Regions from separate parts of the Homo sapiens genome. Here all the other regions are linked to region 1. A link is a loop called in an ENCODE intact Hi-C map of the cell type or tissue named here. Cell type or tissue: mammary epithelial cell. All regions are shown on one strand. Links, peaks and the distances in the headings refer to the core of each region. The heading gives the core; the rest is flanking DNA. Region 1 has its middle 11 kb from the start of ADRA1B. Region 2 overlaps LINC01847 (long intergenic non-protein coding RNA 1847). Region 3 overlaps LINC01847 (long intergenic non-protein coding RNA 1847).

Evidence for each region. Peaks named below come from ENCODE experiments on the same cell type or tissue, not always from the same donor. Only the 100,000 strongest peaks of a DNase experiment are listed, where the experiment ranks them.
Region 2: it touches region 1 in a loop (5-fold over the local background); 7 of 110 quality-filtered maps call a loop at or near these places.
Region 3: it touches region 1 in a loop (6-fold over the local background); 6 of 110 quality-filtered maps call a loop at or near these places.

Annotation. Positions count from the first base shown.
Region 1 is chr5:159,900,342-159,911,380 of GRCh38, forward strand. It overlaps a transcript of ADRA1B not described here. Among named protein-coding and RNA genes, the nearest start is that of ADRA1B, 11 kb to the right of the region's middle. In mammary epithelial cell, for the core only: no CTCF peak of the experiment used is centred there; DNase peaks (open chromatin) are centred at 2,590 and 5,300; H3K27ac peaks cover 5,714 bases.
Region 2 is chr5:159,831,729-159,842,767 of GRCh38, forward strand. The region is part of intron 2 of LINC01847 (long intergenic non-protein coding RNA 1847); the gene reads right to left. Among named protein-coding and RNA genes, the nearest start is that of LINC01847, 34 kb to the right of the region's middle. In mammary epithelial cell, for the core only: no CTCF peak of the experiment used is centred there; a DNase peak (open chromatin) is centred at 7,303; H3K27ac peaks cover 627 bases.
Region 3 is chr5:159,844,335-159,855,373 of GRCh38, forward strand. The region is part of intron 2 of LINC01847 (long intergenic non-protein coding RNA 1847); the gene reads right to left. Among named protein-coding and RNA genes, the nearest start is that of LINC01847, 22 kb to the right of the region's middle. In mammary epithelial cell, for the core only: no CTCF peak of the experiment used is centred there; DNase peaks (open chromatin) are centred at 5,447, 6,067 and 6,967; H3K27ac peaks cover 506 bases.

The DNA.
Region 1 (11,039 bases), core at 1,034-9,033:
CTCCCAGAAGTGGAATACATCTTTCCGTTTATTCAAGGCCTCTTTTATTCCCCTCAGTAAAGTTTTGTCACTTTCTTCATATAGGTCTTGTACGTTCCTTGTTAAAGTTATTCCTGGGCATTGCATATTTGGTTGTTATGGTGAGTAGAATCTGTTTTCTTTTATATTTTACAGCAAATTCATGCTGGCATGTAGCAAGCCATTGATTTTATTTTTATAGATGTATTTGTACTACTAGATCTGTCCAGTGTAGTGAGAGCCATGAAAGTGACGAAACTTAATCAGAAATAGCCCCTGAGGGAGAGAGAGAGTCAGCAAAGGGGAGCAATGTCCTCACTTCTCTTGTCTCTCTCCCTTCTGCCATACCCCCCACTGAGCAAGCCCAGCTGGCAGGTTGGGGGGTGGGCAGCCCCCCAGCCATGCAGAGCAGTGCAAGACAGGCCATGGAATGGACTTGGGACAGACAGGCTAAGGACCAGCTCAGAGTGTCTTCATAAGGACTGTGGATTGCTTCTGAAAATTACATCTGCTCTCAAAGAATGAGTACTTAATTCCACCATGATGGTCACAAGAATGTGCAAACTGGTTTGAGAAGAATAATGAAAGAGGAGAGAAAATAGTTTTAATTGGACTATGAAAACAAGCTCATGGCCTCCTGAGGTGACTACTCCGAAGGGAAAAACCTGCCTATGGATATACTTATTATTATATATTCATTATATTATGTTTTACTATTATACATGTTATAGATATTAGACATATAATATATATGTACTATTTTTAAGTAGGTACATTAACTTATAATTATTTATTATGTAAATTCCAACAAGCTCCCAAAGAGTCAGAGATCAAAGATAATCCATTCTCTTGAAGAACCCAGAGAAATCTCATTTTCCTCCCTCCTGCCTTCCTCAGAGGATAAAGGCAGAGGGAGAAGTGACGGGTCTTGTCAGCAGGTGCACCCTTCACCCTTTGCTCTTCCAGCACAGCCAAATAAGTCAAATAGAACCCCACTAGGATCACTACAAGAAGAGGAAGGAGGAGGAGGAGGAGGAGGAGGAGGAAGGGGAGGAGAAGGGGGAGGGAGAGGGGGAGGGGAGGGGGAGGGGAGGGGGACGGGAAGGAGAATTTCTGAATACCAGTATAAATTGATGAACCTGTTATAAGTTATAATTTTAATTTCTGTATAGTTCAAATTTCTTATAATTAACCAGATATGTTGCTTTGAGAAAAATCTCAAAAGCCTTCCTGAAAGCTTCTTGAGGGGCTTCTTGTTCATCTCAGCTCTTCTCAGCATGTAGAAGTAGATGCTCAAAGAATGTTTGCAGTGACAAATAGCCCAATTCAAAAGTAGACAAAGAATAGACATTTCTCCAGAGGAGATATGCAAATGGCCAACAAGCATAAGAAAAGATACTCAACATTAATAATCATCAGAAAAACTCAAATCAAAACCACAAGATATCACCTCACACCCATTAGGATGGTCACTATTAAAAAACAATAACAATTGTTAGTGAGGTTGGGGAGAAATTGGAAGCCTTGCACACTGTTGGTGGGATTGTAAAGTGGAACAGCTGCTATGGAAAATACTATAAAGCTTCCACAAAAAATTAAAAATGGAACTACCATATGATGCAATAATCCCACTTCTCAGTATATATTAAAGGAATTGAAAACAGTATCTCCAAAAGATATTTATGCACCCATGTTTGCTGCAGCATTATCCTCAATGTTGTGGAAGCAACCTAAATGTCAGATGAGTGAATAAAGAAAATGTGATATATACACTATATACACACAATGGAATATTAGCCTTAAAAAGGAAGGAAATTCTGATGCATGCTACAACATGGATGAACCTTGAGGACATTATGCTAAGTTAAATAAGTCAGTCACAAAAAGGCAAATACAATATGATTTCACTTACATGAGATAAGTAGTTGAATTCATAGAAACAGAGAGTAGAATGGGGCTGGGGGAGGCGGAATGGGGAGTTGTTGTTCAATGGGTCTGCAGTTTCATTCATGTAAGATGAACAAGTTCTACAGATCTGCTGTACAAAGAAGTCCATAGAGTTAACAATGCTGTAATGTGTACTTAAAAACTGTTAAAGGGGTAAATAGATGTTATGTATTTTTTAACCACCATTTAAAAAAAAAAAAGGAATGTTTGAAATGAGGTGAAGTTGAACCTATTCAAAGACAAATGACTGACATGCTAACTCCTGGGGCCCTCCCACTCTTCAAGGCCCCACCCTGGGTGACATTTCCTGTTGCCACATCTTAGTCAACAGCCCAGTTGATGGTAGAGTCAGTGTTTTTCCCAAGTTTGTGTCTCCCACACAATCTGACATGATGCCTGGCACAAAGCCCTTGCTCAACCGATGTCCATGGAACAAATGAAAGAGTGGATGTAATGGATCCTCACTTTCCCCATCTATAAAATGTGGAAAACACCTGCCTTTTAAGCAGTGTGTGCAGTGGAGAAATTCCTCTTCATCCCTTTGCTGGTGGGAGGTGAGAATGTGGGGGTTTTCCTTCCTCCTATGCCTCTGGCGTGTGTCTATTCCCCTCCTGATGAGTCATACAGGAATCAGACACTGTCGCTCTCGGACAGAACACGTCAGGTACTTGCTTGGGAGCAGCAGGCCCATGAATCTGTGCTGCATCCCCCGCGGTTACCTAGGGAACTCTGGGGCACAGCCAGGAAGGGGGACTCTGCAGACAGAGAAGGCTCTGGCCAGTGTCCCCACCTCTGCCTCAACAGCCCGGCAGGACCTTACCATTCTCTAGTTTGGAACCAGCATCCTGTCCCTCTAGAGGACCCAGGCAAGAGGCCCTGAAAAGCATCAAGGTTCCCACCCCAAATGTTCAAACAGGCAGAAGCAATCAGTTAGCAAATGACTGCACCAGGAATCAGGGCAGCTGGGACCTGGCCCTGTGTCTTAGTCCTTCCCTGTACCCAGGCAACAATAAGTAAATCCCTCTTCCTTCCACTCTCTGTCCATGTGAAGCCTAAATGACGCAATATACTAAACTGCTTAGCATAGCCCTGATATCTAGCAAACAATTAATAAAAGCAGCTGTAAATTTAACTACTATTTTTGTTATTAGTAGGAGTAGTGGTATATTATCCTCACTATGATCCTCCAAGTGTTATCCCATTTTACAGATGAGGAAACTGGACTCAGTGGTTAAGTGACTTGCTCAAAGTCCTTTAGCTAAGAATTGGATCCACTGGTAATGGCCAAGTAGCTACTTTAAAGGGTAGAAATTATTCTGGCAACTCCCGTGGGAGTGTGTGGGAAGGGCGGCCACATTCACTCAGCTCCATTCACACCCAGACAGGCTCTCTTACTGTGGCTGCATAGCAACCAGAACACCTCCAGACCTGGCTCCAAACCTCACATCCCCTCATCTTCAAATCCCATGTCTTAAGAGCACCTGGGTACTCCTTGGCTCTGATTGGGTCAGGAGTCCTCCCCTAGAGCTGGAGGGGAGGGTCCGCCTGGGCCCGACAGGTGGAAGACTCAGGGCACAGCTTCCGTTACAAAGGGAGGCTAAAAGTAGGCTGGGGTCCAAACAAAAGTCACCTGACCTGTACACACACACACCTGTATGTGTGTGTGCACGTGCATGTATGCGTGTGTGTGTGTAAATACTAGAAAGCATTTGCCGAAATGTTAACAACGATGTTCTCTTGATAGTGAAATGAGACTGATTTTCTTTTCATTTTGTATGTCTTTCCATAGTTTTGCAATGAGCACAATTTACCTTAATAATTTTTAAAAAGCTGCTTGCATTTGTTTAGTATTTGAACAATGAAAATAGCATACAGTTATTTTTAAGACTATGGGTCTGGACATTAGAGACCTCAGTTCTGGTTCTGGCTCTGAGTGACCATGGTCAAGTAACTTGCCTGGCCTCAGTTTCCCCACCTGGGAAATGAGGAAAGGGCTACACAACTTCTACAGTCCCTTCCAGCTCTGATTCTAAATGCCTCTCTCCTATGAAGGCACAGCACATGAAAAAGTGTGGATAAGCTAGGTTCTAGGAGACCTGCTTTAATTCAAGGAAAGTAGTTGTTCCCAAAAAGAAATTAATCCTGAATGCAAATGGGTACATTTGTGGAACTGAAAAAGTTTCCTCACAAATCGTGTGTGCTTCCCAGAACCTTAATGGAAGGCACCTCCTCAATGGAGACCAGGTGGCCTACTCCAGCCCAGAAAAATCTCTCCCTCCCTTAGACGGAAGAAGGATTAGCATTACTGAGTGAGCCTACTATGTGTCAGGCCCACTCCAAAGTGCATTATACACATTGTCTAATTTAAATTCATAGCACTTGTGATCATCAGTTGTTTGGCAAGTAACAAGATACTGAAGTCTCCTGAAGTGTTGTTTAACTGCCACACCATTATTGAATGTGAGTCCATGACTCTCTTCCCATAAAGAGCCTTGGGAGAAAGAAATACTTTTAATTCATCCTTGTATGAACTTCAGACCCTAACACAGTGCTCAATAAATATCTGCTAATCACTAGAATCTTCCTCCTATCATCAGTGTTTGATGGGCTCCATAGAGTCAAGAATTTGACCAGCTCATTGGAGCACACAGCTTTAGTTAAGAAAGTGATGATCTTAGTTAAAACTGAAAGGAGAGGAAGAGGAGCCAACAGATCAAGTCACTATCCAGCGTTAGCAGGAACCTATCTCTTTGAAGAGTTCATAACATGCACCAGGCCTGTAGGAAATAGGACATTGGTAGAATTTGAGAACAAAAGGTTAGAAAAGGTCAGATTTGGGGGTTGCTGGAAGCAACAGGAGACCATTGGGATCTTGGGGAGGGGTTATAGTTGAAAGGAAGAGAGGGTTGCAGAGAGGAGAATAGGTTTCTAACACAAAATTCACTACAGAAATAGAAAAATTGTGATAGACACATAGACAATCCAACAAAGCAAGCCTCCTCCTACACAATTTTGCATGCTGGAAGCTGAGGTTGCAGGAATGCAATGGGCATTTGGAATCAAAAAGGCTGGGCCAGAAACAAGAATGATAACTTTAAAATGTCTAAAAAGAGAATGCCATTGAAAGACAAAAGTTTCACAAATACTGCTTTATTTTGACTTTCAGTTAAGGCTGAGATCAAACTGTCCTTTTCATTCATTCATTCACTCACTCATCTAATAAATATTTACTGAGCACTTACTAACCATTAGACAATGCACTAGTCCCTTGGAGGAACAAAAAGAAACACTGCCCTGCTCTCATTGAGCCTGAAGCCTAGGGAGAGAGACAGAGTGTGATCAAAGAGTCATATGCAGAAGTATGTAACCACAAACCATAGCAAATGCTATAAAAGAGAGAGAGGTGATTTTCTGGGTGTGGAAAACAAAGGAACCTTGCCTAGACTGAGTGGGGAGGGGCAGGACAGTCTTCCCTGAGGAAATGACCCTGAGCTGAGGTGTGATGAATGGAGACACTAGGCAAGAATAAACTACAGCAAGTGAAAGTCAATGCCATTTTTTTTTTTTTGAGTCAGAGTCTTGCTCTGTCACCCAGACTGGAGTGCAGAGGTGCAATCTTGGCTCACTGCAACTTCCGCCTCCCAGGTTCAAGCAGTTCTCCTGTCAGCCTCCCAAATAGCTGGGATTACAGGCACACAGCACCACACCAGGCTAATTTTTGTATTTTTAGTAGAGATAGGGTTTCGCCACATTGGCTAGGCTGGTCTTGAACTCCTGACCTCAGGTGATCTGCCAGCCTCAGCCTTACAAAGTGCTGGGATTACAGGGGTAAGCCACCGCACCAACCACAATGCCATTTTTAATGAGCCCAGTGGAGGCAAGACTGGCCAGACTGGCAATCAGAAAACCTGGGTTTAAGACCTGCATCCTATAAGAATCCTCTCTATGAGACATTCAACCAAGTTAAGAACCCTCTCTATAGACATTCAACCAAGTTATGCATATAAGAACCCTCTCTATGAGACATTCAACCAAGTTATGTGTATAAGAACCCTCTATATGAAACATTCAACCATTTTACAGATGACCTCCATTGGATCATCTGTAAAAGTGGGGATGTTGGACCAAAATAATGTTTCTCAAAATGTAGTCTTCTGCAATCAAATCATTGGGTTACTTACAAAAATATAAATTCCTGAACCCCATTTCAAACCTGCTGAATTAGGATATCTAAGGCTGAAGCCCAGGAATCTGCATCTTAAGGCTTGCTCTAGATGACTTTTATTCCCTGTAAAGTTTGAGCATAGCTGGCTATGCAGACAAACCTTTGCCTACTCAACACTCTACATTCCTTCCTTTCTAAATTCCAGGCTCTTGATGGAGCAGGACCAAGAAGGGGAAAAGTGAGCAGTTCCCTAGACTGAACAAAGGAAAATTCTAAAGTTTTTGAGTGGCAACAAAGGGCCAAACTTTCGCACCTGGAGATGATCCATCTGTTTTAAGGAGAAGTTCCCCGGCTTGACTTGAGAGCTCCAGACTGAATACTCTTTTTTCTTTTCCACTTAGTCCCTGGGATTTAATTGAAAATACAAATTCCCTGGCATTCACTCCCTTCCCTTTGCTTCCTTCTCTTCATCCCCTTCCCAGAGGACCTGGAAGATGGAGGTTCACACGAGTCCCCCTGCCTTCCCTGCCCTTCTAGGGTATGAATGGCCAGCCTCCAGTGAGATGATTTATAGCCTTCGAGCCTCTTTGGTCTGATACACAAGGAAAATTCCTGTTGACACTAATTGTACCAATGGCCATGAATTATATAGTCCAAGGACCTGCCACTCCACCTGCTGAACTGAGCTGGGTTTCTCTCCCAATGCACAGCAAGTTCACTGGCCAACTGCCTGCCACACCCCATTCCCCAAGCTCACCAACACCCACACCGGCTTGATCTCCAACCTCACTGTGGATAGAAATATTTCCAACAAGCCCTGGCTCTCTGGATATGGCAATTTCAGAAGTTGCCTCTCAAAGGCCAGATATATTATTTCTGCCTACCTGATAAGATTCTTGTATTAGAATGAGATAATTCATGTAAAGTATATAACAGATGCCTAGTACACAGAAGTTCTCAACAAATGTTAGCTGTTATTATTTGTATTGTTGTTCTTTTACCAGCCGCTGTTTGTTCAGGGCAATTTATGTCAGAAAAAAAAAATGCATCAGTGACATCATTTGGCAAGTAAAGCTCTGTAAGGATAGCTGAGAGATTAACAGAGAAAATCTGTACCTAAATACTCCAGATACTGAGAAATCTTTTGTGTGTTTTTAAGATTATACAAAAATATCCATAATAACTAACATTTATTGAGAGCTTTCTAGGTGCCAGGCACAGTTCCATTTAATCTTCCCAACAACTCCATGTGGTAAATACTATTAAAATCCCCATTTTACAGATAAACAGATAGAAGCTTAAATAAATAAAGTAACTTGCCCAAGGTCACAAAGCCAGGAAGTGGCAGGAGCTAGAATTTTATCTGTCTGGATGAAGCCAGTTTGGTGTTTAATAAGCTACTTCCTTAGGGCTAACTGGCGTTTCTCATGCTGTCTTTGTCTTTGGCATCTATAGCTGTTTGTTCTCTCTCTCTCTCTCTCTGTCACACACACACACACACACACACACACACAGAGTTGGTTGCCATCATGGGACCAATAATTTTTGCCCTCCTTAAAGACAATTATTGAATCAGGTCTCCCACCCTTCTTGGAAGAGTTAAGGCAGGATCCTGACATAAACTCACTTAAGGTTCCCCAGGAAGTGTTAGGAGGAGAGATTCAATCCTCAGACCTCACCATGGAGACAGGCACATATTTGTGTTGTGCACACAGCCCAGCACAACTTCTGCCTCTCTGGACTGCCTGTGCTCTAATCCCATTTCTGAGTAATTTTGGACAAGTTAATGAATCTCTCTTATCTTCAGTTTTCTCACCTGTAAATTGGAGCTAACGGTATCAACCACGCTATGGTTTGAATATGGTTTATTTGGCCCCATCAAGTCTCATGTTGAAATTCGATCCCCCAGTGTTGAAAGTGGGGCCTGGTGGGAGGTGTTCGGATTGTGAGGGAGGATCCCTTATGAATGGCTTGGTGCCATTCTTGCAGGAGTGAGTGAGAGCTTGTTGTTCAAAAGAGCCTGGCACGTCCTCCTCTTTCTTCCTCTTTCCCCACGTGATGCCAGCTTCCCTTCCCCTTCCACTATGGAGTGGAAGTAGCCTGAGTCCCTCACCAGAAGCAGATGCCTGTACCATGTTTCTTGTACAGCCCCAATAAGCCTTTCTTCTTTATAGACTATCCAGCTTCATGTACTCCTTTACAGCAGTGCAAGCGATTAAGACATACCACGGAAGTGTTGTTCGGAGAATTAAATGAGATGACGCATATGGATTCACTTGGCACAATGCTGCATGCATAACTGCACTCAGTAAGTCATAGTTAATTCAAATGGGGCCAAAGAAAGCAGGCAATGCTTACCTGTAAGTGGGTAGCGCTCCAAAGGGCAGGGGAAATATTTGGGGCCCTCCCAGGCACTTGCAATTCACACCTCATAGCTAATTGCCATTATACCAGGCTGCTCCTGTCTAAAAGTCTCCACAAAATCTCCCCCATTCCCCGAGCACTCACTCAAGAAGTGCCACAAGAAGCCAAAAAACCAAAATACTGCCTCTTTCTCCCCTCATCTTTTCAGGACTCCCAAGGCAACCTTCCAAATCTTTTGGTTTGGTGTCCAGTAAACAGCAGAGACACACTGGGCATTTCCTGTCCCAGCATTCCTCAATGCACAATGAAGATGGGCAAAGGAAACTGCCTCTTTCTCACGCTGCTCCCCCCTTCACTATGCTCCCCGTTCCCAAGTCATGCCACATGCTATTTCCCAAGCAAGCCCACACTCATTCCAAGACCCTACACTGCCACCTCTGCCAGACAATGGAGATGAGAAGGCAGAAACCGCCTTCTGACATCACTCCCTTGCCTTGCTCCCCTGGGGCCTGGTCTGTCCTCTCCAAAGCTGGGCTCTAACACTTTGTCCAGATACAATTTTTGGATGACCCCAAGGAAAAGGTTCCCACCACTTCCTTTAGACTTTTCTGAACTTGGTAGCTACAAGTGAAAATCCCCCAAAAGGGTTGGATGGTTTGGTTCAGAGAGCACAAAAAAAGGAAGAAGAGAAAGGATGGAGAAACTTGAGATTTGTGTCATGTATTTATTTCCTTATTTAACTCACATCCCTGTTCAATGTCAGACACAATTCTCTATGCATCCTCCATTGCACATTCCCGTTATTTATCTTAGACTGTAAACTACGGGAGGACAAGGAAGGCCGGCATCAATTCACTACATTCAGTTCAAGTTCTGTTCCATAATAAATGGTGAAACACTTAATTAGTTCTATTGCCCAAAAGTGAAAGAGGTTATGCCTAGACAAAGAGAGTTACAACAGAGAGGCTCCTCAAACAAAAATAAAAGCAACAAAATGGAAATCAATTGATCAAGGGGCCCTGCCAAGGACTTGGCACTTAGGAAGCCCCTATAAGGAATTCAGGAAAAGTGTAGGGTAAAGAACGTATCCACAGCTGCATCCACAGCTTGCAGCAAATTCTCAATAAGGTCTAGAACCCAAAAAGTTTTAAGAACCACAGGTAAAAGACAGCCTTTTCCCTTAAGAAATTTGAAGTGGAAGAGATACATCTTATATATACATACATACATATACGCACACACATATATATCCTACATACATACAAACAGGTTTAAATTATAGAGAACATCAATATAATAATAGTAGAGTTCTTTGTTGAGTGTTTTTACGAGCCAGCTCCCAGCCTGAGCAACACAGACTATATACAGTTCATTTAATTTTCACAACCACCTAGAATGTGCATTATCTCAAGAAATAGAAAGCATTATCCTCTGGGCACAGATGAAAATAAAGAGGCTGAAAGAGTTTATGTAGCTTGCCCAAGGTCACACATCTGGGTCAACTAAAGCCGGGATTCAAACTCAGAATCTGTGCCATGCTGCAGAAACAGATGAAAGTGGTGGCAAAAGCAAGTTGTGGGCATGGAGTCAAATCTCCTGGCTAGTGACCCTGGCTCTACCTCAGACAAATTTCTCCCTCTTTCTGGGCCTTCTGTGTTCTCATATGCAAATTAAGAGCATTAGACTAGATGAAAGGTTAACAAATTTTTTCTGCAAAGGTCCAGGGAGTAAATATTTTAGGCTTTACCGGACAGACGGTCTCTGTTGCAGCTACTCAACTCTGCCATTATAACCTGAAAGCAGCCATAGACAACACGCAAACAAATCAGCAAGCTGTGTTCCAGTAAAACTTTATTTGCAAAAATAGGCACTAGGCTGGATTTGATCGATTAATTGTAGTTTGCAGACTCTGAACTAGATGATCTCTAGAGTTTTCTAGTTCTGACACTTCTGTAGTCTCTGATCCTGACTTGTGGCAGTGCAGCCCAGAGGGACCAAGGCCCTGAAATGTCAGCTGTAAGGAACCTATTGCCATAGGTATTTTTTGCTGTTTTTTTGTTTTGCTTTGTCTTTTGTTTTTTGCAGTTTTTTTGTTTGTTTGTTTTTTGCCTTTGATGACTTTAGGACGTGTGGTTGGGAAATAGATCCTGGCAGTAGCAATACCAAGGAAGCTTGGGAGGACTTTTGCCCCAGTAAAATCTCTATCAGCTCCCTGCCCTGGATCTGTGATGTGAACAGTGACATCTATCTTGAGAAGGTCATGGGGCAAACGGCTGCATGCCCACCTTCAAACAAGACTGCAACTTAAAGATCTTTTCCAGAGAAATTCTGGAGGCACCATAGATTTTTGGGCAAAGTGATAGTGGCAAGCCCATGGCCAGCAAGGGTCAGCCAGAGCCATTCAAGAAGGCAGCACACACTCCCCTTCACCCTCGATTCTGTAGCAGCATGGGTGGGTTTTGGCAGCCTGTTTACACTGTCCCACCAGAATAGCACGAAGGCATAAGAGAGAATGGATCTGCTCTCTAGTTCAGAGACAGCAGGC
Region 2 (11,039 bases), core at 2,444-10,443, 67 kb before region 1:
TATACGTGTGTATGTATAATATATATACACATATATGTGTGTATGTATACATGTGTGTGTGTACACATACTGTATCTGCTTAGCGGTAACGACTGGGGTGGGATTATGGATAACTAAGCATTTTTGTTTGTTTTTGTTTCTCTACCTTTTATATAATTAAAAAGTATAGTATTTTATGAAAAATTTCAATATGGGAAGAAAGTCTAAGATACAATGTGAAGCATGTTCACCAATCATCCCATTTCCTGCTCCTAGCACCCTCTAGTCCATCCTAGGACCTAAGGCTGACCTCACCAACCATCTTTCATGTTACCTAATGGAACTCTAGGCAAAGGGTTGAGCCAGGCTCAAGAAACTTCTCCCATCTCTGTACATTTTGCTTCAATATCCCTAAAAAAATCACAAAAGTAGGATCTCTTGCTCAGAATAGAAAGCAGTCTATTTTCATTCATAAGCAATTCTAATTTCACTGGTTCTCTTCCCTCTCTTCCCCTCTCCCCAAGCCCTCTACCAACTCCCATGACCTCATCATGGTATTTAGAATAATAGCCTTTTCCCACAGGTCATCAGCTTCTAAAATAAATATATTTCCATCCACGGAAGCTGCAGAGTCACTGGAATTATTATACCTCGGTTCAGAGTCACAAGCTCATTAAAGACTGATTATTGTGCTTTCCAAAAAGAATGACAGTGGAAGAAGCAGGATGATTATTTTTTATTTAACTGAGGAAGGAGATGCACAGGCAGATTAACGTAAAAGTCGGCTTCTGGAGGAGGTAGTTGAGACAGCTAGGAGGTAAGAAAATGAGAGAACAACAACAACAATCTGAAGTCTTGATAATCTGAATTTCCCTGGAAGACACCAACAACAATGAGGCAGTTTGGTCAGAAGGAAGAAGAAAACTTAAGAATAGAAATCAGGAATTCTCGATCCCATTCTGTTCCTTCCTCCAGTTGGGACTCTGTCTACATCTCTGAGCCTTTGAAATTGGGTACAATCAAGGATGGCGAATGACTGACCTCCCCCTACCACCCTTTACTAATCCATCCCAGCACCTTTCCCAGTGAACCCAGACAGCAACCCTGTGCTCTAAGCAGCCACTCTCCATTTATCAAAATGAGCACATGAGGCTGTCTATTATCCCTAGCCTAAAGATTTCTAAAATGCCCATACAATTCTGACTTTCTGATTTGCCTCTGCTTCCCTGGGCCTACTTCACTTGCTAAAAGCTCATAGCTGGCATTTAACAATCAGTCAAAACATCATTTATTAACATCACTTATAAAAACAACCGATAGATATGATATGTTGACTTTTGAGAGGAGATGGAAACAATGGTGACACATCAAACTTTAAATGTCAAAGGGACTGTCACATGCAAGAGGCAGTCAGTATAATCTGTGCAACGCCCAAGAGATAGGACAGGGGCCACTGAGTGCAGGTTACAGGAAGACTAAGGGCATTGTTTGCAAACAATGAGCTGATCCATACAAGGGCATTTCTCAGTCTCTGGAGCAGGCTAAGTGGCCTCAGCCACCTCCAGGGGAGGCTGTAGAACACCAATCACAAGACCAACACCTATAAGGGCCAGGCAGCTGATGTAGTCAGGGTGTGTGGCAGGGTGTGGTGAGCAGAGAGCACAGGTCTGGTCTGGAGGGGACAGTCACTTTGCAGCCCCACGTTTCTCCCTCCCTCCATTCCCTGCCTTCCAGCTGCCCTACCTCCTTTCATGCAAGCCTCCTTCCTGTTGCTTTCCCTACTAAGCAACGTGTCATGTCTGTCTGCATGGAGGCATAGGTAAAGAATGAGAAGATAGCGTGAGTGGCATAAATGAGGTGCCATGGGAACAAGAGCAAAGAGAGATGGATTTGGTATAATGGGATTGATGGAGAATAAGACATTGGCTCTGGACTTTGAAATGGGGTTGGGGTCTAATGTGCATAGTTAAAAAGGAAGTGTCCTCCAGGCAGGAAGACAGCAAGAGCAAAGGCACTGAGGAAGGAAGATGTTGGCACAGAGAGAATATGAAGAAGAAAGACATAAAGCAGAACTACAGATCCCAGGCAGGTCACAAAAGTGCTCAGATGCTTTGCAAAGTAACTTGGGCTTTACAAAACAGGTTAGAGATTTTCACATTGTTCCTTGATTCTCAGCTTTCCCAGGATAACCCTCCTAGCCGCTTGCCCCACTCCTTACTCATGCCTTGCCTCAGGAGGGAAATGGGAAATAGGTACAACTCATCTGACCGATGGATTTGGGAAGAGGAAACAGCGTGGGTGGCTCAGTCCCTGGGGACCTGCCTACTGCGAACATTTGTGCTCTGAGCTAATCCTGCCATGGCATCAAAGGCAAAGGTCCTCCCCACAGCAAAGCACATGGTGGCCTCACTCTGCAACCAGATAAGTCTAATTCAAGGGTGGCTTCATTAAAAAGCCCGATTAGCCAGTACACCTAAAAGCTGCGTTCTCCAAGCAGCCTAATCAAGAATGAAGGTGAACTTTTGTTCCTCACTTGCCTCAAGTGGTTTCCTCAAGTCATTCAGAACTCAGGCTTGCAATGGTGGTGAAAGCGATGGTTGGCAGCTGGGCACGGTGGCTCACGCCTGTAATCCCAACACTTTGGGAGGCCGAGGCAGGTGGATCACAAGGTCAGGAGATCAAGACCATCCTGGCTAACACAGTGAAATCCCATCTCTATTAAAAAATAGAAAAAATTATCCAGGCGTGGTGGCAGGCACCTGTAATCCCAGCTACTTCGGAGGCTGAGGCAGGAGAATGGCATGAACCCGGGAGATGGAGCTTGCAGTGAGCTGAGATCGCACCACTGCACTCCAGCCTAGGGGACAGAGCAAGACTCCATCTCACAAAAAAAAAAAAAAAAAAAAAAGGCTGTGGTTGGCGCCTGAAGCATCAACAACAAACCTCTACCCAGATCTACCCAATTTCAGGGATTGAAGCCCAAGCATATGCCTTTGAAAAAGTTTCCAAAGTGTTTCAAATACACAAATAACTTCATTATTTGTGTAGTAATAATCCCTGACATAAATACTGGGGAACCATAGAAGGTTTTTGAGCAGGAAACATGTGATGGAGATTGATAGTTGCCTACCCAAGTATCTATATTCCCCATCATTATTAACAAAACCTCCAGTTTTATTTAGAGCATAAATGTGCCCCCCCACCCCCGCCGCAAAAGGACATTTCCCAGGCTCTCTTGCAGGTAGATATGGCCATGCAACTGAGTACTGAACAATGAAATAAAAGCGAAAGTGTTGTGGTGGCAGCTTCTGAGAAACTTTCTGAAAAGGCAGCTGGCATTGACTCTTTTTTCCACCATGTTTAACCTCTTCCTCTAAACTTCTGCCTAGAATATGGATGTGATGGCTGGAGCACTAGCTGCCATCTTGAATGCTGAGTACAATGGCCACATTCTTGGCCAAATAGAGCTAAAAGCTTCCAGAAACTTGAATCCCTGATTGCCATGGAACCACCCCATATTAGAAAAAGAAATAAAGCCTTATCTTGTTCAAGCCTCTATTCTTACTTAGTTTTGGGTCACCTGCTGCTGAATCTAATCCTAACTGGAAGAGAAGTAATACGAACCAAAATGTGTTTTAATCACACCACTCCCCATGTTAGACACACTCAAATTATTCAATCAACAAATTGAGGACCCATAAGATGCCAGGCACTGGGGACAAAATAAGGGACAAAGCAGATTATATTCTGCCCTCTTATTACTTACAATATATTGCAGGATATAGGTGATTATTAATTAAACAAACAATTACAAACTGTAACAAGAACAATAAAGGAAACACATGTGGTGCTGAGATAAGAAATAGGGGAGGTAGTAGTGATCAGAAAACCTACAGTAGCTATGGTAGTCAGAGAAGCTTCTCTGAGGAGGTGATAATTAAACAGAAGCCTGAAGAAGGAAAGGAATCAGCTATGTGAAATGGGGGTGGAAGGAGGAGCTTTGCATATAGAAAGTATGGCACATGCAAAGGCCCTGGGGCAGGAAGGGCCTGGTCAGAAAAAGAAACTGAAAGTAGAACAGGGTAGCTGGAGCATCAGTGGAGCAGAGATCATCATTCTCATAGGAACTGGCATGACCCATTGACAAGGAACAAGTTCTTTTGAACATGTATCTTGCTAGCCTTCATTTTAAATCTTTACATCTCATATGAAGTAACTTTCTGAGTATAATGGATACCTCTGTGAGGCCAAATGGAATATGATCATGGCCAAAAGGAAGGGGCAGACAAGCTTTCATATATTGTGGAGCTGAGGGAAGTGGTGGTGGAAAAACAGATGGTTTTCTTGTTGGGAAATAAACTTTAAGGAGAGAAGAATATGTCCTTTGAGTTTATTCATAAGTCCACAAAGCTCTGCTTTCTTAGCCAAACACACCACACCCCAGGAACCTTCAGATACCAAATATTAGCATCTTTCCACCAGAAAGGCAGTGCTCAGTGGTAGCATGTCAAGATGGAAGAGAGGGACAATTTTTTAAAAACGGGGAAAGTTGCAATGCTGATGAGAAGGAAGAATGATGGAAGAATCTAAATTTGTGGGATTTATCTAAACCAAATTGCAAATATCACCAAGAACAGAAAATTAAGCAAAGATTCCTTACAAAAGCAAGTTGATGCTCCCAAAGCATTGGCTCTCAACCCCAGGAAAGCTAAGACCACTGGGGCCCTGGCTTCAAAGTTTCAAATAGAGACACTAGGTCCATCCCAAAGATCTGGGTTCAGTAAACTGGGGATAAGGCCCAGGAATCGGCCTTTTTAGCAAGCACCAGGTGTTTCTGCCATCACTGAGAAACACTGCCCCATCTGGGTTTGGGGAGTAGGAAACAAGGCCAGAGGAAGGCTAGAATAGAGACTCATTGGGTCTGCACAGCCCCGAGCTGCATTCATACTGGGCTCCATTCAGACACCCTCAACAACTCCTTGCCAGCTCCCACTCTGTTGTCTGCTGGCAAAACCCCAGCCCTGAATAAATTCCACTTCCTACAAACCCTAGCAGCTCACACTGTGGCTACAAAAGAAGACACACACAGCTGACTGGTCTCACTTTAACTTTCAGGCCACAAATTTCAAATCCCTGCTGATCCTTGGACTGAAGCCAATGCCCCCCTCCATGCTGGGGGACCCTGTTGCTTCTCTCCTGCTTGAGGACTTTGCTGATATATTTCTCCCCATTCTCTCCTATGTGAACAGCCTTTCCTTCTTTGCTGGATCATTCCTTAGGCCTATAGAGACTCATGGTAATATTTCCCAACACCTTCACACCCACATCCCCCTCCAGCTAACACACTCTTTCCTATGCCTCCCTTAGTGCAAACTTCCTTGAAAAAATTGTCTCTTCTTGCCACCTTCAATCCCTCCCCCAGTCATTGTCTTTGCTATCTTCTTCAGCAAGGCTTCCAATCCTCTACTCTACTGAAAGATCTCCTTCTAAGGTCCCATCCAATTCGTGTCACCAATCTGATGGGTCACAAGCGCTTTTCCTCCATAATTCTTACCTGTGCTGCTAGCAGCATATGGCACAGTTGATCACCCCCCTACCTTGTTGGAACGCTTTTATCACTAGACATCTAGGAACCTACCCTGTCCTGGTTTCTCTATCAACTCTTTGGACTCTTTTTTTTTTTTTTTCTACCAGATCTTCCTGACCTGTTGATATAGGAGGGCCCCTGGGCTCTGCCCTGGGTCTTCCTCTCCCCAACTTCTATCCTTACTGTCTTGATGACCTCATCCAGCCCTGTGGTTTTAAATACCATCTATATCCTCACCCCAAATTTATATCTGCTGCCCTGGCATTTCCTCTGAATTGCAGATTGGATTATCTAACTTCTCACTCAACATTGCCCTTTGAACATCTTTTCAGTCTTCTCAAACTTAATATGTGCTAACCAAATCAAATTCTCAATTTCCCTTTCTCACTCCCATTTTTAAAAGTATATGCTCCTCCCTCAGTGTTTTCCTTTGTAGCAAATGGCACCTGATTCACCCAGAGTTTCAGGCTAAAACTGTATCATCCTTAACACATCTTTTTCCCTCACACTTTACCTCCAATCTCACAGCACTTCCTGTGCAATTCCATGCTCCAACATCAAAATACATCTTAAATTTGACCACTTTTCACCACCTCCACCCAACACTGTGGCCCATCATCCTTCCACTGGACAACTCCAGGAGCTTCTCACCTCCTCTCCCTGTTTCTGCTCCCATGGTCTGTTCACACAACAGCCAGAGGGGCCTTCTCCATCATTGAGTCAGATCATGTCATTTCCTTGACAGACACTTTCTCATCACACTTGGAATCAAGTCAAAAGCCTTTATCAGGAACAGCAAACTCCCACTCCAGGTTCAGCCTGCCTGACAAACCCATCATCCACCACTGTTCTCCTCACTCACTCTACCCCAGCCCTTCTTGCTGTCCTTCAAACACCCCAAGCTGAGCCTCACCTCCATGCCTTTGCCTCCGTTCTACCTGGAAGACGTTCCTTTCAGCTTTCCCTTGGCTCCTGCCTGCACTTCATGTCTCAACACAAACGTCACCATCACAGAGGGCCTTCTCCTCCCCACCTCATTTTCTCTTCTTCCTTCACCTTGCTTTCTTTTTCTTCATAACGCTTAAAACTACCCCTAGCAGGCTGAATAACAGCCCCCAGAGATGTCCACATCCTAAACCCTGGAGCCTGTGAATATGTTACCTTACCTGGAAAAAGGGGCTTTGAAGGGGTGATTAAGTTAAGGATCTTGGGAAAGAGAGATTATCCCGGATTACCCACATGAGCCTGATGTAAGCACAAGGGTCTTTATAAGAGGGAGGCAGGAAGGTCAGAGTCAGAGGAGATGTGAGGATAAAAGCAGATGTTCAAGTGATGTGAGGAAGGGATGAGCCGAGGAACACGGGCTGCTTCTATAAGCTGAAAAAGGCAAGAAAGGGTTTCTCCCCGAGAAGTTCCAGAAGGAACATCCCTATGCCATCACCTTGATTTCAACTCAGTGTGACACATGTCAGACTGCTGACCTCCAGAACTGCAGGATAATACATTTGTGTTGTCTTAAGCCACTCTGTTTATGGTGACTTGTGATGTTAACAGCAGGCAACTAACACACTAACTGATGCTATATTAATATTTCATATTTTTGCTTAATATCCTTCCCTCCAAAGAATGCAGACTCCGTGAGGGGCAGAGACTTAGAGTGTTCTTTGAAGCATTTCCAGCACCTGAAACATGCTCAGGCAACATCTAGAATATTTATTGAATGAATAAACAACCACTCCGAGTTGGTTGGGTTTTTTTCAATGATGAAAGACAAAGAAGAAATTGGAGCTTGAAAATAGAAGTGACAAGCCAGGCATGGTGACTCATGCCTGTAATCCCAGCACTTTGGGAGGCTGGGTGGATCACGAGGTCAGGAGTTCAAGACCAGCCTGGCCAACACGGTGAAACCCCGTCTCTACTAAAAATACAAAAATCAGCTGGGCGTGGTGGCAGGCACCTGTAATTCCAGCTACTTGGAAGGCTGATGCAGGAGAATTGCTTGAACCCAGAAGGTGGAGGTTGCAGTGAGCCAAGATCGTGCCATTGCACTCCAGCCTGGGTGACAGAGCAAGACTCCATCTCGAGAAAAAAAAAAAAAGAAGAAATTAGAAGTGACTAAGGGCACCCCAGAGCCTCCAGTGTACTAAACCCACACTACAAGTCATGTATGCCTGGAATTCACAAGGATGTTTTTTTCACCTATGAGCTTAGATGACTCCAAAATCTTTTTGCCCCCTGCTCTCGTCATATCTGAGCTCATTAAATTGCTTCGGTGCAATTGCAAACTCCCACATCACAGTTGCTTCTCCTACCCCCATCCTTACCACCATATGTACTTATATAGGTCACTTCTGGCAAAATTAGTAAGTATGAACTAAGACTTTTAAATGACTGTGGCAGCACCCAAAGATGTTAAAATCAAATGCTCTCCTTCTTTTTTTTTAACTTCGGCTTCCACCTCTAGTATAAGAGAAGATGCTTCCAGAAGCACTTAAGAGAAATCACTCCAACTCTGTGCTCAGTTTTCTGCCACTTGCAATGTGTTTCTTGCTCATGAAACTCATGATGGCATTTAGCTCCTCCACGGACACATCTGAGAGATAACTAGGTGAACAACATTGTAACTCACCACCTGGAAAATTATAGACTCTAACCTCATGGCACATCTTGAAATTATCACAGACTCTTGTTTCCCAGTTATGGAGAGCTCTCCTCAAACTGTCTTACCACAGAATGGAATGTGCTGGCTCACATGACCAGGTGGCCCTGCAGGGGCACTAAGTTTAGGCATGATTTGATGGTCATCAAGGCCTGGCCCCTCTCCATCTCTTGACTCTCCCCTCGCTATGATTTCTCCATTCTCAAGCTCTTCATGATGTCAAGAGGGCTATCCTCTCTCTGACTTACATCCTTCCTGCTTCAAACCCGGAGGAAAAGAGAGCCATGCTCCTTCCTCAGCAGTTCTCTTTGCCCAGAACCAGGTCCCATGTCCATCCCTAATAATTACTGTAGCCAACAATGTGATGCCAGACCTGAACCTCACAGGCTGATCCCTGAAGCCGAAGGTGAAGTCAACATCACTTCATCTAAAACACATGAATTGCAATTGGAATTCTAACAAGAGTTCTAAGAGGAAAATCAGGTGCAATAAACAACAGAATTCTGGAGGGGTGGATGCGTGCTGACGAAACAAAAGATGAGATCTCCCTGCGAACATCTCAGACACATGGTCAATCAACTTCTGCTAGTTCACTGCAAGGAACAGGGAACTCACTATCTTATGAAAGCAATTTACTCCATCTTTTATCATAAATTATTAGAAAAATCTTCCTTACCTCAGGTCACGCATAACTTGCATGAACTATCACTGACTCTGTTCTCAGAACAATACAGGAGTGTATTCAGATACATGACAGCCCTTTAGATATTCAAAGGCAGTTTTCAGAATTCTCTCAAGCTTTCATTCCATAGGCAAAACATTCTGATTCCTTCAACTGTTCTAATGACATTTCACCCTTCTTTTTATGAGCTCTGACTTGTCAACATCTCTCTCAAACTAGAGCAGAACCATTACATCCATAGATCTTGACACTGTAGAGTCATAGCTCACATAGAAAGCGGACTGTAAAGTTAGCACACAAGGCAAAAACTGAGTATTACCTAAACTGCCCTTGAAAGGGGTGCCACTTTGTAGAACAGTATTATTACCTCTCAAGAAATCCAACATCTTCAGATTTCTCCAGTGCTAGATCACTGTCTTTAGTGGATCACATGATCAATTGCTTGCATTTAGGAAGCCATTTGCACTCTAAACTTGGCATTAAAATATGTATCTAACTACAGCAGAATCAGACTCAACACAGAGAAGTACATATACTTGGACAGGCACAAATGAAATGAAAGTAGCAAAGGGAATAGCAGATTAATAAACCTCAGCTTTGATTCAACCTAGGGCATACACTCATTGAGTGATAGGGCAAGCTAAATTCTCCCTCTCTCAATATCTCTCTCTCTCTCTCTCTCTATCCATCCCTCTCTAATCCAGCAGCCCCATCCATGTCCATAGACTAGAAATAAGACTTGATTATACCACTATTTATAAAATCTAAAAACATTATCTGGCCAGGCACAGTAGCTCATGCCTATAATCCCAGCACTTCAGGAGACCAAGGTGGGAAGATGTCTTGAGACCGGGAGTTTGAGAACTGTCTGGACAAATATATATACAATTATCCACATTGTATTTTATATGGCAGTCACTTTATATTAGCTTATATTAAACTTACTCTCAACCAGATTTCTAGGGTTTATAATCTTGTAGCAGAAGGCCAATTATCAAGTCAGTTCTCCCTAATACTCCATTTATATAATCAATTATTGAAATTTGAATATAGTGCCTTAATATTTACTTCTGTTCAATTTCATCCTGCTGATTTTACCCATGATTCTTATCTATGATGATCAATTAAGGATCCCAATTTCATCACACTGTGCATTTTTACCCTTCCCAGCTTAGTGCCAGGGATGGATCTGATGAACTAGAGTTCAATCCAGTGTTGCTAAAAGTATGGCCCAAAAGAGGAAAATCTGAGTACAAAGCCCTGAGACAACCCATCCACCTCTTCATTCTTACTTGCCAGATACAGTTGGTCACTCCAAAAAAGAAAAAAATCATCCTAGTCATATATCCGAAAGAGATGCTGCCAAAGTTCTGCTGAAACCCAGACTCACTGTGCATGTCACTCCCCAGAGCACCAGTCTCACAACCCCTCTAAGACTAAATGAGTTCTTTCTGGCATGACTCTTAGAAACCAAACTGAAGTGCACAAACTACTCCTTAATCCAATTGCTCATCACATTCTATGCAAAAACCCATTCCAGAATTTTGCTGCCAGCTGCCAGCAAGTGGAAAGCTGTTCTCTCTCTTTCATTAAGGTCCACTAAAAATTATTCTCCCAATACTGCGCATCAAGGTTGGATTCATTCTAGGAGAATACCGGGAATACTAAAGCTGGGGCTGAAGGAGCGTAACTATCATCTAGTCCATGATAGATTGTGTCCATGTCACCGATGATTCCCAGTCAAAAAATTAGACATCCTCACCGCTGTCTTGTGACTGTCAGTGCCCTCCTGTGGGAGGGGTATACACAGGGTCAACCCTCTATATTTATGGTCTGCATCCATTCATTCAACCAGCTGTGGATCACAAAAACAATAAAAACAATACAACAATAAAAAACATAAATTTTAAAATACAATGTAATGACTAGTCACCTAGAATTTACATAGTAAAACCATGTAACGCTCATAAAGACATTTTGGTCAATCACAGACCACATATATAAGGGTGGTCCATAAGATTATAATACCATATTGTTACTGTTTATTTTCTATGTCTAGCTATGTTCAGATACACAAATACTTACCATTGTGTTACAAATGCCAACAGTATCCAGTATAGTAACATGCTGCA
Region 3 (11,039 bases), core at 1,600-9,599, 55 kb before region 1:
GGAATAGCTTGATGTAGATCCAGCACTAGTTCTGGGTAAGTTAATCTCTTGTTTCCCAGGAAGGAGCTTCCTGGAGCAGGCCAGGAGATGGGCCTATTTTGGTCCAGGCAGGTGGTAAATCACAGTGTGGAGACAGCTGCCCACTCCTCCTGCTGTCAGGCTGCCCTGGGAGATGTTCTCACTCTCCGCAGTCCTGCTGTTGCTCTTCTAGAATGTCACCCTAACCCTGCAGTGTTAAAACAGAGCTGGGGTAGGCAACTTGCCTGCATAATGTATGCAACCTCCCTTATTCACAACTTCTTCCTGTCCAGAGTCACAAGAATCCAAAGGTTGAAAGAATTCATGTTTAAAGCTTCTCTGGTCCAATACCCTCATTTTGCAGATGAGAAAACTGAGGCACTGAGAGGCTAAATGACATGCCCTAAGTCAGTAAAGAGTGACAATAGCCCAAGCTCTTGGGACCCCAAATTTAAGATGTTTTCCATTCTACAATGAATTGCCAGTGATAGCAAAGGGCTGGAAAGAAGCTATGCATGCACAAGCTGCTATGACATGAATGTACATGCATAAATGTGCACATGCTTTGAAAAAATACAAATGACATCATCCTTATGGTTCTGCATCTTGTTTTTGTTTTGTTTTTCACTTAATAATGTTTGAACATCTTCCCCATGGTTACAGATAAATCTATATCCTTGCAAAATTTTGGTCTCTCTATTTTGGCTCTTGTCTTCCCATCATCCATGCTGAGCACAGCAGTCAGAATAATCTTTTTAAAATGTAAATCAGATTCTATTACCTCCAGGCTTAAAAACCTTCAATGACTTCCCATTACTCCTATGATAAAGGCCAAACCACCCAACCCGATGTCTCAGGCCTTAGGTGACCTTACTTTTCACTGCCCCCTCCCTGGCCTCACCTCTGTACAGAAACACCAGGGTTTCTTTCATTTCTTTAAAGGAACCTGGCTTCTTCCTCCACCTCAAGGCCTCCTGGAATGTTCTTCCCTCTCATTAGAATACCCTTCTTGCATGCATGACATACATATACATGTGTGCACATATATACCTGTGTGCATGCTCACATTTACACATGCACCCACACACACGTATGGGTCTTCAAACTTCAGCTCAAACAGAACTTACTGCTTCTCCTGACCCCCTCCACTTCCCACCCAACTCCAGACTTCACCAGATCTGACATTACTCACTCTTGTAGCAGCAGCTAATTTTTCTTTAAGGCTTTATCCCAGTGTATGCACATATATATACACATTTGTAGAATTATTTGATGAACACATCTTCCCTGTGAAACTATGAGATCTCTAGGGAATGGCAGGTGGCTTGATGCATCATTGTATCCTCCACACTTAACCCAGTACCTAACAAATAGTAAATCCTCAATTAATATTTATAAAATGAATGAACAAATGGAAGTGCCAAAGCAATGAGTGCAAGTGGTATAGGAAATATTGTCACAGGAAAAGAACCCCCTTTCCCTGAATTAGTCTGCACCCTGGAATCAAGTGGGCAAGTACAAATTGCAGGCCTCAAACTCAAGTTTGAGAAGAATATCACATTCTTTATTATTTAAAATCAATTTGTTCCCGAAGAATGGAGATGGAGGGGTAAAGTCCTTATTGGAACACCCCATTCCCTCCCTCTCCCAGCTGCAAATAAGAACACAGTATAATTGTGTGATGGTCTGGAGACAAGACAAGGATCTGTAACCTCCAGCATATCATGAAACCCCTGACTCTTCTAGGTCCACATCTATGGTGACCCCTTGCATGGAAGGCCTACTCTTTTTTGATGCCCTGCATGGGACACAGAACTCCACTGAGACCCAGTTCCCCAGCCTCAGGGTCCCCAAGGGAGCACGAGCTGCCATCCCCATTGGGTCTCTTTATCCCCTTAGGCAGCTGCCACAGAAGGCTCACAGCTACCCACGGCCAGAGAGATGTCCACAGAGAGCAGAAAGTGCCACTCTTTGAGAATGTGCCTAGGAGATTCATCCCCTGGTCTCTACCCCAGGCTGCCCCTGCCCCAGACCTCTCTTCCCTTCCCATTCCAGAGAATTGCTCCTTGCCTCCCCTTTCCCCTCCACCAAGGACACCTAAGAGCATCTCTTCACAAGATCCAGATGAACCATGGGCTGCAGGCTGTTTCTGCTGACAAGAGTCCCTGAAGCAAGAAGCCCAAGCTACCTCATTAACATGGGGAGGAGGAAGGCAATGGAGGGAGCTCAAAAACACATTAATATTCCAATAAATCACAAACTATTGCTTCACATGTCATTCTGAAGCCTTTCACACCTCCAATTCCTGCCTGAGCCTGAGCCAACTGCCATGTGCAAAAAGGTTCCAAGGAGAATGGGAGGGAGTGAGGACCAGAGGAAAGGCAGGAACTTGAAGAGGGATTTAGGAGGACTAAAAAGATTCAGAGGCAGGATGGGAGCCATCTATTAGGACATGTCCCCAAAGCCTTCACTAGGAGACCCTTCTCCCTCCTCATGGTCACTGCTGCCCCCTGCCCCGCCTCTACTGCTTTTAAGGCACTCTTCTGAGACCTTGATGGTAGAACTGTTTATACTTACCTCCATGGGAATTCAATTGGATTTCATCTAAGGGGTGATGAGAATGGCAGGCCTCAAGAGCAGGACTCTTGCAAAGGGCGAGTGGTGAGCGGTGGGTGAAACTAACACTCCCAGTATTAGACTGCTAGGGAGAAGGGGGCACAGGCCCATTCGTCCCCAACTAATCAACCAGAATGATCTTCCCACCCCATGGGACACAGATGAGTGTCCCTGCCCACCCAAATCACATAAATGCATAAGCTGTAGCCTCAGCCCTTGGAAGCCAAGCCAAGGGGCAGACTGTGAGCCCAGAGCCTGAAAATAGAGTTAATCCTACACTCTCGAGTCTGGACCTCCCCATCCACAAAGCTTTCACCTGAGCCCAGCTGATATCTCCAGCAGCTCCCAGCCCTCCCAGGAAGACCTTCCCAGCTCCCACTCTGGCGCCAGCCCTTGGGTGAACCGCAGGTGGCTGGGATGACTTATTTTCTTAGCTGATCGGTAGCAGCAGCCCAGCTGGCTCATACCTCAAAGGCAGGAATTCCTCCTCTAGCTCATCAGCACTAATTTGTGCCAAGGAGCCAGGGAGGGGACAGACTCTGACCTCCCACAGGCCCCTGCCTGGCACCTGGTCCAAGGCTCAGGCTGTAGTCAATGGAGCCACTGATTACACATGACCTCACGAGCTCAGTCTGCGGTATTATCGGAGTCGGGTATCTCCTTACCACAGGCCCTGCTTGGCCAAAAGTCTCTACCTGGATCCTGGTGGTGATAAACAAGGTAATTGTGAGGGTCTCACCTCACCTTGTTTTAGACAGAGATGAGAAACCCAGAGGACTAAATACCAATGGCTGTGTCGGCCCTCGATGAATGCACTGAGGGGGAACACGTGGCTTTGTATCAATAAATATCAACTGTATGGCATTCTGGAACCATTGAGGTTCTGTGGGGGATACAGACATAGTTTTGGATACTCTCCACATGTAACTACAGCCTAGGTGAAGAGACCAAACTAATGCAATGAACCGTCTTCATCCGATAAGCATTTACTGAGGCCAGGCATGGTGGCTCACACCTGTAATCCCAACATTGGGAGGCCGAGGTGGAAAGATTGCTTGACCCCAGGAGTTTGAGACAAGCCTGGGCAACATAGTAATACCCCAACTCTCTATATTTTTTAAAAAGAAAACATTTACTGAGCACCTACTCTGTGCTAGTCACTGTGATGGAACAACAGCTGTGTTGTCCAAGAAGCCCCTGCCTTCCTGGAGGTTATATTCTCATGAGTGCAACAAGAAATTAACAAGTAATTCATGATAAAGTATAATGGATATTAGTGCATGTTGAGGAATGCAAAAAGAGGGGAGCTTCAATCAGAACATGCTATTGAAAAAAAAAAGGCTTTTTGGGGAAGGCAGAAGGAAGAGGAAGGAAGACACCCATGTTTCACAGGCTTGGAGGGCAGACCATGCATAGACACACCATCTCAGAAGCTAGTGCAGAAATTGAGATGTGAACAGCTCCTCATGTTCAAACCCCAGCTCCACTACTTGCTATTGATCTTGGACAACTTTCTCACTTAGTGCCTCAGTTGTACCATCTATAATAAGATGGTGATAATAATAGTGCCTATCTTATAAGGTGGCTGGGAGGATGAAATGAGTTAATTAACACAAGGAAGGCTCTTACTTAGCAGAATAAGTCTTCAATATGCAACCACTGATATTGTTGTTATTATGACCAGAGCTTAGCTGAAGGTAGAACAAGGGAAATCATAACAAAAGCCTGAATCCAAGTCATCCTGATGGAACAAAGTCATGGGACTTGGTGACAGGCTATGTCCTGGTAACTGAGAAGGAAGAAGAACCAGCATGGATTCTCTCATTGTTGATGAACAGAATGGAAACTGCAATAAGCCCTGAATTAGGACACCGAAAGACCTGTCTTGCTTTCTGGCTCTGACATTTGGTAGCAGGGTAACATTGGAAAATCACTTGAGACTCTTTGCCTCAGTTTTCACATCTATAAAATGGAGAAAACATTGGCTGCTCTGCCAACCATACAGGGTCATACCTCAAAGCAAGCAAAAAAGTGAGTGTGATGGCCTTTTAGTCACATTGCGAAGTGCTACTACCATCATGGGAATTATTATTATCCTAAAGGTTGTAGCTTGGGAAAACAAAAGTACATGCTTCATACTGAATCTCCAATGATGATAAAGAAATTCTAGGCCTCTTTTCTTCTTTTATTTGCTTTTTAAATTTCTGAGGCTGTGCTTCTTAAACTCCTGTGCGTACAAAATACCTGGGGATCTTGGTAAAATGCAATCTGATTCAGGAGGTCTGGAGAGAGGCCTGGGTCTCTGAATGTCAAACAAACTCACAGGTGAGCAGTTCACTGCTGCTGCTGGTCCACGGACCACACTTTGAGTAGCAAGGTTCTCTAGCAGACCATATAGAAAAAGTGGTCATATTCCTCAGGGTGAGCTGACAGAGTAGACAAAGGGGAGAGGTGTTCAGGATCCACAGCTGTAGGGGCCCAACAAGCTGCCCCCCACCTGCCTTTATTGACAATCATTCTGTGTGCTTGCTAAGTATCAAGCACCATGCTAGATGCTTGGCAAATATTTGCTAATATAATCCCTGCAATATCCCTATGTAACTGATACTATTATTGTCCCTATTTTACAGATTGAAAAAAACTAAGGCCCAGAGAGGTTAAATTATTTGCCCAAGGTCACACAGCACACAGTCCTTCTACCTCCAACTCCAGAGCTGAGCCCAGAGCAGAAGGTAATAAAACACAGCACATTCTGTGATCAGCTCCCACTCCAAACCACAGAGCAGAAAATCAGCTGCTGAACATACACTCCTGAAGGCTGAGTCATTCCATGGCAATGGCCTAAAGAAACAGTCCCAGATCTTCCTTGGTTCCTGTCCCACCCAACCTTCCTCTCGCTTCCATTCTGTGAGCTACCTAGAATCTAATAAACCTCTTCTTTTTGCATATCACAGGGTTTTAAAGCTTTGGCTCTGGAGCCGGACTGCCTGGCTTCCCATCTTGGCTTCACCACTCACTAGTTACTTAACTGCTCCAAGGTTCAGTTTTCTCATCTGTAGTGTAGGGATAAGAATAGTACCGACTCCACAGTGTTGAAGAGAACTAAATGGGATCATGCATGTTGAGCCCTTAGCCCAATGTCCTATACACAGCACAGGCTCTATAGCTGCTTCTAGTATGATTATTAAGGTAAAAGTAAGAGTAGGTTTGTAGCCGCTGTTATGTTAAATCAGCCCACCACACCCCAGCCACCTGACACCCTCCCTGGATGCCTTGAGAGGCCTCCAGGGTTTCAGGGCTTGGGCAAGCGTGAGTGATTCGCACTCTGGCAGGAAGTTCCAGGCTATTGCACCTGCCAGCAGTGCTCGACTCTCCTTCTCGTAGAGAATGGGGAATGTGTCACATTTATGGGGGCCCTTTATTGCACATCAGGGAAGCGCTTTGCACAAATGTTTGGATCAAGTTTTCATGACTCTGGCCCCAGGCCTGCTATGAATCAGTCTTGCAGTCCCAGCTTACTCACTCCAGAGATGGTCCTGAGGCTGTGGTTTCCATCTCTGCCTGCCTCCCACCTCTCCTTCTTCCACTCCTACCTGCTGTCACCAGCCACCACCTTGAATCCCCCAGGAACCCAGGACGAAAGAGATGTGGGGTGATGTGAATGACAATTGCCACGCTGGCCCTCCAGGATGTGTTAACTGCTGTTAAAAGATACTCCAAGTCATTATTGTAACATTATGAGGACTGAGCTGATTGCCGCTAATCTCAGACTCCCCTTGTGTTCCTAATGGAGGGGAGCCGCCTTGTGTGAAAAATCCCATTTTGTGTCACTCTTCTAAAATTTCATTTAAGAAAAATAGGGGCAAAATGTGATATTCAGCAATGGAAAATGAGTAAGATAAGGATTTAAGTACAGAGCAAGTGAATCACAAAATAGAACTTCGTGCAGTCAGGTAAGCACTGAAGAGAGCAGACACACAGGAGGAGTGAAGGGGTAGAGGACATCAAATCGCCCTTCTGATCCACTTTCACCACCTCTGATGACATCAGCAAGAAAGTCTCTTTTTGTGTTAGTGTGTCTTTAACACCCTTGGACACAAGACAATCTCCCTTTGTTAACAAACGGAGAGCAGGCCCACACCAATAGGCAAACAGCACAGCTTGCTTGGGTTAAAATCCCCGCTAAGGCACACAGGCACTCTGTGACCTTGGAGACGTTAATAAACCTCTCCACGGCTCAGCGTCTTCCTCTGTGAAATGGGGTTAATAGTAGTCCTTCTTTCATAGATTTACCGTGGGGATTCAATGAGTAACTTCACAGGAAACAGGTTTGTCACTCTGCTGATGTGAGCAACCATTACGTGGCAGCTGACAGTATCTGAATTGAATATAATTGCTTTGTTCTCATTGTACTTATTTTTAGGATTATTTTCTAGTTAGGGAACGTGATACTGGTTTTTCATTTTTAATAGCAATACAAAGTATATTTGTAAGAGATGTACTTAAAGTCACCCAAAAATAGTATATTAACAATAGAACAGATAATATGAGGTTGTGGCAAAAATTGTGAAAGTGGTACTTGAATAACTAAATTTTGGGAAGCCTGATCCTGTCTAATTTACTCATTTTACAAATGCAAACCTGAGGCCCAGAGAGGGAAAGTGAATTCCCAAAGGTCACACAGCAAGCTAGCAGCAAAGTGGTTCTAGAATTCAGAACCCAGCTGAAAGTTTTACCTAACACACTGTATTCAGGTCACTCAAAATAATAAGAGCTGTCTAAGACAAACCCACAGTCAATATCATACTGAATGGGCAAAAACTGGAAGCATTCCCTTTGAAAACTGGCAAAAGACAGGGATGCCCTCTCTCACCACTCCTATTCAACATAGTGTTGGAAGTTCTGGCCAGGGCAATTAGGCAGGAGAAGGAAATAAAGGGTATTCAATTAGGAAAAGAGGAAATCAGATTGTCCCTGTTTGCAGATGACATGATTATATCTAGAAAACCCCATCATCTCAGCCCAAAATCTCCATAAGCTGATAGGCAACTTCAGCAAAGTCTCAGGATACAAAATCAATGTGCAAAAATCACAAGCATTCTTATACACCAATAACAGACAAACAGAGAACCAAATCATGAGTGAACTCCCATTCACAATTGCTTCAAAGAGAATAAAATACCTAGGAATCCAACTTACAAGGGATGTGAAGGACCTCTTCAAGGAGAACTACAAACCACTGCTCAATGAAATAAAAGAGGATACAAACAAATGGGAGAACATTCCATGCTCATGGGTAGGAAGAATCAATGTCATGAAAATGGCCATACTGCCCAAGGTAATTTATAGATTCAATGCCATCCCCATCAAGCTACCAATGACTTTCCTCACAGAATTGGAAAAAATTACTTTAAAGTTCATATGGAACCAAAAAAGAGCCCATATTGCCAAGTCAATCCTAAGCCAAAAGAACAAAGCTGGAGGCATCACGCTACCTGACTTCAAACTATACTACCAGGCTACAGTAACCAAAACAGCATGGTGCTGGTACCAAAACAGAGATATAGACCAATGGAACAGAACAGAGCCCTCAGAAATAATGCTGCATATCTACAACAATCTGATCTTTGACAAACCTGACAAAAAGAAATGGGGAAAGGATTCCCTATTTAATAAATGGTTCTGGGAAAACTGGCTAGCCATACGGAGAAAGCTGAAACTGGATCCCCTCCTTACACCTTATACAAAAATTAATTCAAGATGGATTAAAGACTTAAATGTTAGACCTAAAACCATAAAAACCCTAGAAGAAAACCTAGGCAATACCATTCAGGACATAGGCATGGGCAAGGACTTCATGTCTAGAACACCAAAAGCAATGGCAACAAAAGTCAAAATTGACAAATGGGATCAAATTAAACTAAAGAGCTTCGGCACAGCAAAAGAAACCACCATCAGAGTGAACAGGCAACTTACAGAATGGGAGAAAATTTTTGCAATCTACTCATCTGACAAAGGGCTAATATCCAGAATCTACAATGAACTCAAACAAATTTACAAGAAAAAAACAAACAACCCCATCAAAAAGTGGGCGAAGGGTATGAACAGACACTTCTCTAAAGACATTTATGCAGCCAAAAGACACATGAAAAATTGCTCACCATCACTGGCCATCAGAGAAATGCAAATCAAAACCACAATGAGATACCATCTCACACCAGTTAGAATGGCTATCAAAAAGTCAGGAAACAACAGGTGCTGGAGAGGATGTGGAGAAATAGGAACACTTTTACACTGTTGGTGGGACTGTAAACTAGTTCAACCATTGTAGAAGTCAGTGTGGCAATTCCTCAAGGATCTAGAGCTAGAAATATCATTTGACCCAGCAATCCCATTACTTGGTATATACCCAAAGGATTATAAATCATGCTGCTATAAAGACACATGCACATGTATATTTATTGCGGCACTATTCACAATAGCAAAGACTTGGAACCAACCCAAATGTCCAACAATGATAGACTGGATTAAGAAAATGTGGCACATATACACCATGGAATACTATGCAGCCATAAAAAATGATGAGTTCATGTCCTTTATAGGGACATGGATGAAGCTGGAAAGCATCATTCTCAGCAAACTATCCCAAGGACAAAAAACCAAACACCGCACGTTCTCACTCATAGGTGGGAATTGAACGATGAGAACACATGGACACAGGAAGGGGAATATCACACACCGGGGACTGTTGTGGGGTGGGGGGAGGGGGGAGGGATAGCATTAGGAGATATACCTAATGTTAAATGACGAGTTACTGGGTTCAGCACACCAACATGGCACATGTATACATATGTAACTAATCTGCACGTTGTGCACATGTACCCTAAAACTTAAGGTATGATTTTTTTTTAAAAAAGGTACCCCTTGAAGTGAGTGATCACTTCTTTGACGTCCTGGTACTGGAGCTATTATTATGGAAATCCTCAGCTACAATGAGCCACTTCACTTTTTTTTTAAAAAAAAAAAAGGAAATAATATCATTTTCAGGGTTTTCAAAGAATTCAGGCAAGGAGCAAAAACAATTCAGAACTCAGGATACTGTTTTCTTTGAAGCATGTGTAAGATATGCCTTTTGGTTCCTAAGTTTTCTTCATAAAAGCATATTCAGGCTAAAACAGAAAATACTGTGATGACTTTTTTTCATAAAAGCAGAAAGGGCAGGCAAGAAAGCATTTGTTTCATTGGAGGACAAAGTATGAATTTATGTGGTCCAGTGTAACCATAGCATAACAAGATTACATCGCGGGGGTAAAATCAGTCCAGTGGCAATTGGAGAGCAAAAAACAAATTGCTCTCCAGCCCTGTCTGAGTGGTTCCTGGCTTCAAAACTGAACAATAAATTCCCAACCCTTTCCAGTTCTTTCTTGTTAGTAGGCAGGGCTGGGGGCCTTTTAATTTCCAACTTTCTTTAAATATTGATTACTTGTAAGTGCACTAGAGACCAGGCTGTGGGCTTAATTCTATTAGTAGGAATGAATAACCACCTCCGTCCAGCACCTGCTGCAATGAGCAATGTATTAAACTTCTCCACCTCTGAAGAGGTTCTTCTTTCCTTTTAGGAATATCGAATTCGTGTCTTATGACTAGAATCTGGGCAAAATGGAAAAATTTGAGGTGAAACCAGGAAAAGAGATCTACCTAGGAGTTATCCAGTGACTGTGAGTGTTCTCCCCTCGATGTATTTCCCACCCCTTACTCTATATGAGGATCACAAATGTGGAAGTCTTCAGCGGCTAGGCAGGGAATGGAAATGGAGGGAGCTGTCTAGGGAAAGTGGGGACCTGGAGCATGCCTACCTCTCTAAAGGGGCGGCAGCCACTCAGCTGCAGTCACCTGTCGCCTTGTGATGTAGGCCCAGTATTGCCAGATATTCTCATCACTAAAGAAATGCCAGAAACCTAGATTTTTGTAAATTGCTCTGATTTTTAAATGCCAGTGACTGGTTTGCTTTTTTCCAAAATTCAGTGTAGGCTCAACACAACCATCAGAGTGCGGCTTCAGCCTGCAAGCACCTCTGCTCTGTCCCTTCCCCTAAGCAGTCTTGCTCTCTCTGATCTCCAAATGCCAAGCATGAGCAATGACTCACCAGTCTCCACTCCAGCCTGACCCCCACCGGAGCACTACATCTGCACTTCTCAGCTAGCACCCACCTCCTGGTTTGTGTGTGTATGTGTGGGCTTTTTGCTTTGTTTTTTGATTTTTCTTTTTTGCCAACATTTAAGGCATTGATGAAGAAGAAGGAGCCAGTGAAGGAAATAGAGGAAAGGAACCCAGTTGATGGCATCCAACATGGCAGAGAGGTCAGGATGGTCCCTTGTTCTTCTTGGTCATGGTGCCTGGTTCAC